2 separate regions of the Homo sapiens genome follow, and region 1 is linked to region 2. Evidence: read pairs that join two places in POLR2A ChIA-PET (ENCODE). Cell type or tissue: Caco-2. All regions are shown on one strand. Links, peaks and the distances in the headings refer to the core of each region. The heading gives the core; the rest is flanking DNA.

Region 1 (2,904 bases), core at 133-2,632, 410 kb before region 2:
GGGAGGCTGAGGCAGGAAGATTGTTTGAGCCCAGGAGTTCGAGGCTGCAGTGAGCTATGATCGTGCCACTGCACTCCAGCCTGGGTGACAGAGCAAGACCCTGTCTCGAAAAAAATAATGATTAAAAAAATAAAATTCCAGTGACTCTCCCCAAGTTGCCCAGTTAACCCAGAGCAGACAGCCCCAGCCCACTTGCCCCCGGCCTCTCTCAGGGGAAGGCGAGTCAAGGGCAGAAGCCAGCAGGCCAGAAGCCCTTCCTGCGACCGTGAGGAGAGAAGCAGGCAAGGTCCAGGCTTAAGTACACATTGTTTTCTCGGCAGGTGGACGTCATTTCGGGGTAAACAATGTCAAGAGCTTCCCTGGTTCTCAGCCGAGGCCCTGACAGTCCTGGGCTGGGAGCCCGGGCCTGGCCCTGATTCTCCACTGTGTGACCCCAGGCTGCTCACTTCCCTGGGGCCTCAGTTTCCTCCTCTGAGAAGTGGGGATAATAATAGAACCTCCTTCCTTGCCATGAGGGCTTTCGGCCAAGATGGAGAGAGGAAAATTGTGTTTGCTTGGAGCGGGGAATCTCCTCCTCACCTTTTTGTTTCCCTCCCTGTGGGCTGCTCAGGGCTGAGAACTTTCTCCCAGACAGAGCCATCTAGAGCAAAGGGGTTGAGAGACAGCTTGGCGAGGGAGTGAGCTCCCTGTTGGAGAGGGTATGCAAGAAGGAAAAAAAAAAAAAAGAAGAAGAGGTGGAAATGGAGCTGGACATGATGCATCCTGGGGAGTTGGCGGCAAAGCTTTCGGAAATCTACTTGGCCAGAAATCCCATATTAGCCCTCTGAGGCTGCAACAGACCCAGAATGACAATAGCTCCGTGGCAAAATGGTCATAGGCACAGTGGTTGGGGTCAAAGGGATCTGACTTAAAGTTCTGGTGCCTTCCTGAGCCTCGGGTCCTAAACTGCAAACAGCAATGCCAGGCCCTGACTCCTCCGTCAGTGGTGTAGCAGGACCCCAGAGAGAGCACAGGCTATTCTTGGGGCGGTGGCCTGAGTCACCATCCCTGTGACGCACAGGCCACCCTCTGAGAAGTGACTGACTCTGGGAGGAGGCAGGGGGCACAGGCAGCAAGCCATGACCTGAGCGTGTGCCAGGAGCCCTTGCTGCTTCCTACAGAGGCCCCTAGTCCCTTGCTCCGGTCATTTTTGGATGGCACCTTGCAATTAGCAAAGCATTTCCAGGCCCTTGACTTCAGAGACTATCTTTTTTTTTTTTCCAAGACAGGATCTCACTCTGTCTCCCAGGCTGGAGTGCAGGGATGCGATCTTGGCTCTCTGCAGCCTCCACCTCCTGGACTCGGGCGATCTTCCCACCTCAGGCTCCTGAGTAGCTCGGACTACAGGTGCGCACCACCACACCTGGGTAATTTTTGTATTTTTTGTACAGAGGGGGTTTTGCTATGTTGCCCAGACTGGTCTTGAACTCCTGGGCTCAAGCAATCCTCTCACCTCGGCCTCCCAAAGTGCTGGGATTACAGGTGTGAGCCACAGTGCCTAGCTGAGACTCTTTTTTATTTATTATTTTTATTTTTATTTTTTGTTGCCCAGGCTGGAGTGTAGTGGCTCAATCTTGGCTCACTGCAACCTCCACCTCCCGGGTTCAAGTGATTCTCCTGCCTCAGCCTCCGGAGTAGCTGGGATTACAGGTGCCCACCACCACACCCGGCTAATTTTTGTATTTTTTTTTTTTTTTTAGTAGAGACAGGGTTTCACCATGTTGGCCAAGCTAGTTTTGAACTCCTGAGCTCAAGTGATCCGCCCGCTTCAGCCTCCCAAAGTGCTGGGATTACAGGCGTGAGCCACTGCAACCAGCCTCTCTTTTTTTGAGACAGAGTCTTGCTCTGTTCCCAGGCTGGAGTGCAATGGTGTCATCTCGGCTCACTGCAACCTCTGCCTCCCGGGTTCAAGTGATTCTCCTGCCTCAGTCTCCCAAGCAGCTGGGACTACAGGCGCATACCACCACGCCCAGCTACTTTTTGTATTTTTAGTAGAGATGGGGTTTCACCATGTTGGCCAGATGGTCTTGATCTCTTGACCTCATGATCCGCCCACCTCGGCCTGGGATTACAGGCGTAAGCCACCGTACCCGGCCTCTTTTTTTTTTTTTTTTTCTGACACAGTCTCACTCTGTCGTCCAGGCTGGAGTGCAGTGGCATGATCTCGGCTCACTGCAACCTCCGCCTCCCAGGTTCAAGCAATTCTCCTGCCTCAGCCTCCTGAGTAGCTGGGATTCCAAGCATGAGCCACTGTGCCCAGCTGAGACTCATTTTCTAGAAAGTAAAGGTCAGGATTCATTCCTGGATGCCACTCCCCCTTCTCTCCCTCTGCTCATTACCTTCCCTCACCCCCGTCCAGCCTCCAGGCCTTTGGCCTGGCTGTTCCTGCTGCCTAGAACACTGTTCCCCCTGCTTTCCCTGAGGCCAGCTCCTCATGCTCCAGCTCTTCCTCACCAAGGCTCTCTCTTGCCTGTTTGGGGTCCGATGGCCTGGGTTCATGTCCCAGCTCTGCTGTGCTCCCTGGGGTACAGGGCATGCCCTCTCTGTGCCTCACTCTCCTCATCTGGAAAGTGGGTAGAATAGTGGTTTGCCCTACTATTATTGTTAAGTTGTGAAGATTACATGAATTAATCTTGCAAAGTACTTAGAACTGCGTGGGGCTCCCAGTAGGTGCCTAATAATTGTAGGCTCTTTGGTAGTCCCATCATGACACTGTCTAACCCACTACTCAGGGAGTTTCATGAGGACAGGACTGGGTGTGTCTTGGATACTGCTGTGTCCCTCACGCCCAACCATACATGACCTAGTATACAGCAGGTGCTCAATTAAGGAAGAAGCAAGTGTGAGATCAGCCTCCCTCCACCC
Region 2 (2,904 bases), core at 132-2,631:
GGCCGAGGCGGGAGGATCACCTGAGGTCAGGAGTTTGAGACCAGCCTGGCCAACATGGCGAAAGCCTGTCTCTACTAAAAATACAAAATTAGCCGGGCGTAGTGGCAGGTGCCTGTAATCCCAGCTACTCAGGAGGCTGAGGCGGGAGAATCACTTGAACCAGAAGGCGGAGGTTGCAGTGAGCCAAGATCGAGCCATTGTACTCCAGGTTAGGTGATAGAGTGGAACCCTGTCTCGAAAAAATAAAATAAATTCAAGCAGATTGGAATCTGAGGATTAGGAATCAGAACTTTTTTCAAGTTACAAGTGATAGAAGCCTTCATTCAAACCGACAGGTGTATATAAAAAAAAAAAAGAAAAGAAAAGAAAAAGGCTGGGCGCGGTGGCTCATGCCTGTAATCCCAGCACTTTGGGAGGCCGAGGCAGGTGGATCACGAGGTCAGGAGATCGAGACTATCCTGGCTAACACGGTGAAACCCCCTCTCTACTAAAAATACAAAAAAATTAGCCGGGCGTGGTGGTGGGTGCCTGTAGTCCCAGCTGCTCAGGAGGCTGAGGCCGGAGAATGGCGAGAACCCAGGAGGCGGAGCTTGCAGTGAGCCGAGATTGCGCCACTGCACTCCAGCCTGGGCGACAGAGCGAGACTCTGTCTCAAAAAAATAAAAAATAAAATAAAAAATAAAATTTAAAAAAACTGACAAGCTCAGGGAACTGTAAAGTTTTATTTTTGAGTTGTGGAGGTTTCAGTCATAGCTGAATCCATGTGCTCAAATAGTGCTGGCAGGAAATTGTGAATTTCTGCTTCTTTTATTTTTTTGAGATGGGATCTCTCTGTCACTCAGGCTGGAGTGCAGTGGCGTGATCTCAGCTCACTGCAACCTCCGCCTCCTGGGCTCAAGTGATTCTCCTGCCTCAGCCTCCCTAGTAGTTGGGATTACAGGCACGTGCCACCACACCCAGCTAATTTTTGTATTTTTAGTAGAAACGGTTTCACCATGTTGCCCAGACTGGTCTTGAATTCCTGACCTCAGATGATCCACCTGCCTTGGCCTCCCAAAGTGCTGGGATTACAGGCATGATACACCACAGCTGACCACTATTTCTGCTTCTTAAGTCTGTTTTTCTCTCTGGGGACATCACTCCCACACAGACATCCCCTTGTGTGTGTGTGTGTGTGCATGTGTGTGCAAGCATGCACATGTGTGCATCAAACTGGGCACCAGCAACCCCCACTTACATCCCATCAGCACATTGGCTCAGGAATGGAAGTGCCTTTTCCTGTAGAGTCAATGAAAGTCCTAGGGCAGACTCTCATTGGCCCTTCCCCAAATCAATCACTGAGCCAAGGGCTTAGGGTATTCTGATTGGTCAGGCTGAGTCATATGGCCACTTCTTCTTGGCCCTGACCTCCTTTCCACCTGCCTCTGCCCTCCTGCTTCAGCGCTTCCAAGCCATGGAGGAGACACACCTGAGGCACATGAAGGCACTGCTGGGCTCATATGCTCACTCGGTGGAGGACACGCACGTGCAGATTGGGCAGGTGAGTTGGGCAGGTGTGAGGAATGAGGCTGGGGTCACTGCTGGGCAAAGGGGCCTTGACCAGTTACACACCCCGCCCACCCGGCACAGGTGCATGAGGAATTTAAGCAGAACATCGAGAACGTCAGCGTGGAGATGCTACTCAGGAAGTTTGCAGAGAGTAAGGGCACAGGCCGGGAGAAGCCTGGTGAGTCAGGGCAGCCATTGGGGGTCGGGCTTCGGGGCCACAGCTGCAGACAGGCATGTGCCACCATGCCCAGCTAATTTTTTTTTTATTTTTTTATTTTTAATAGAGACGAGGTTTCACCATGTTGGCCAGGCTGGTCTCGAACTCTTGACCTCAGGTGATCTGCCTGCCTCGGCCTCCCAAAGTGCTGGGATTACAGGCGTGAGCCACTGCACATGGCCAGGCCTTGGTTTCTTCATGGGAAAAATGGGCTGCTGACAAGTCCAGCTCTCCAGCCTGATCTTATGTGTAAATGTCTTTGAACCAGATCCCAGAGGAGCCTTGAATGCCAGGCTTGGCTGATCAGACTTCACCCCCAGGGCCTAAGGGAGCCATTGAGGGTTGTTGAGCAAAAGAACAATTTGGGAATGCGCAGATGCAGGACTGGGAAGGAGTTAAGAGCAAAAGTTTTAGAGTGAGACGTGGGTTTGAGTCTTTTCTTCATCGCTTGCTGTGTGACCTAGGACCTGTGCTTTGACTTCTCTGAGCCTCAGTTTCCTCATCTGTAAAGTGAGGATGTAATAATGTTGCAACATTCAGTGATTTCATGCAGGTAAAGGGCAAAGGGTGTGCCAGGCACACAGTAGGCACTCACTAAATGCTGGTATACAGTTACGTCCTCAAGTCTTGTTAACTAGCAAAACCTGTTCTTTCTCCCTCCTGTCGCTCTGGCTCAGGCCTGGCTCAGGTCTCCCCTCCCTGCATGGGGCCCCACTCTTGCCCTTCACAGGCCCCAGATCTGTTTTGTCCTCCTCCTGCTCACACACCTTCCATGGCTCCCCATTGTTCTTGGGAGAGAGTTCCCACTCCTTATCCTGTCACTCAAAGCCCAGCCCACTGCACAGACGCATGGTCCATTCCCCGACCCAACCCAAGTTCCAGCCACAAATGCTGGAAGTATGTAGAAGTAGCTCATGTCACCCCCTGCGGTGGCACTGCCCTGCTGGAACCAGACCAGCCCCTTGGTCCATCCCACTTCTGATGATGTGGGGCTGGTTCTTGTCCGGGAACCTGATGGACCTTGAGTTCAGATCCAGGTGCCATTTTGTGGCCAAAAGTGTACTACCCTTTCCAAGCGCAGTCTCCCCACCCTCAATTTAGTTTCTTTCTCTCTCTCTCTCTCTTTTTTTTTTTTTTTT

What was found. Peaks named below come from ENCODE experiments on the same cell type or tissue, not always from the same donor. Only the 100,000 strongest peaks of a DNase experiment are listed, where the experiment ranks them.
Region 1: POLR2A ChIA-PET joins it to region 2 with 6 read pairs; 2 of 35 experiments call an interaction of 5 or more read pairs at or near these places.

What each region holds. Positions count from the first base shown.
Region 1 is chr19:17,357,557-17,360,460 of GRCh38, forward strand. All of the region lies in intron 5 of PLVAP (plasmalemma vesicle associated protein), which reads right to left. Among named protein-coding and RNA genes, the nearest start is that of PLVAP, 18 kb to the right of the region's middle. In Caco-2, for the core only: no CTCF peak of the experiment used is centred there; no DNase peak of the experiment used is centred there.
Region 2 is chr19:17,771,016-17,773,919 of GRCh38, forward strand. It overlaps FCHO1 (FCH and mu domain containing endocytic adaptor 1), which reads left to right. Exons shown (of 29, transcript NM_015122.3): 10 at 1,442-1,540; 11 at 1,630-1,726. Among named protein-coding and RNA genes, the nearest start is that of FCHO1, 21 kb to the left of the region's middle. In Caco-2, for the core only: no CTCF peak of the experiment used is centred there; a DNase peak (open chromatin) is centred at 1,346.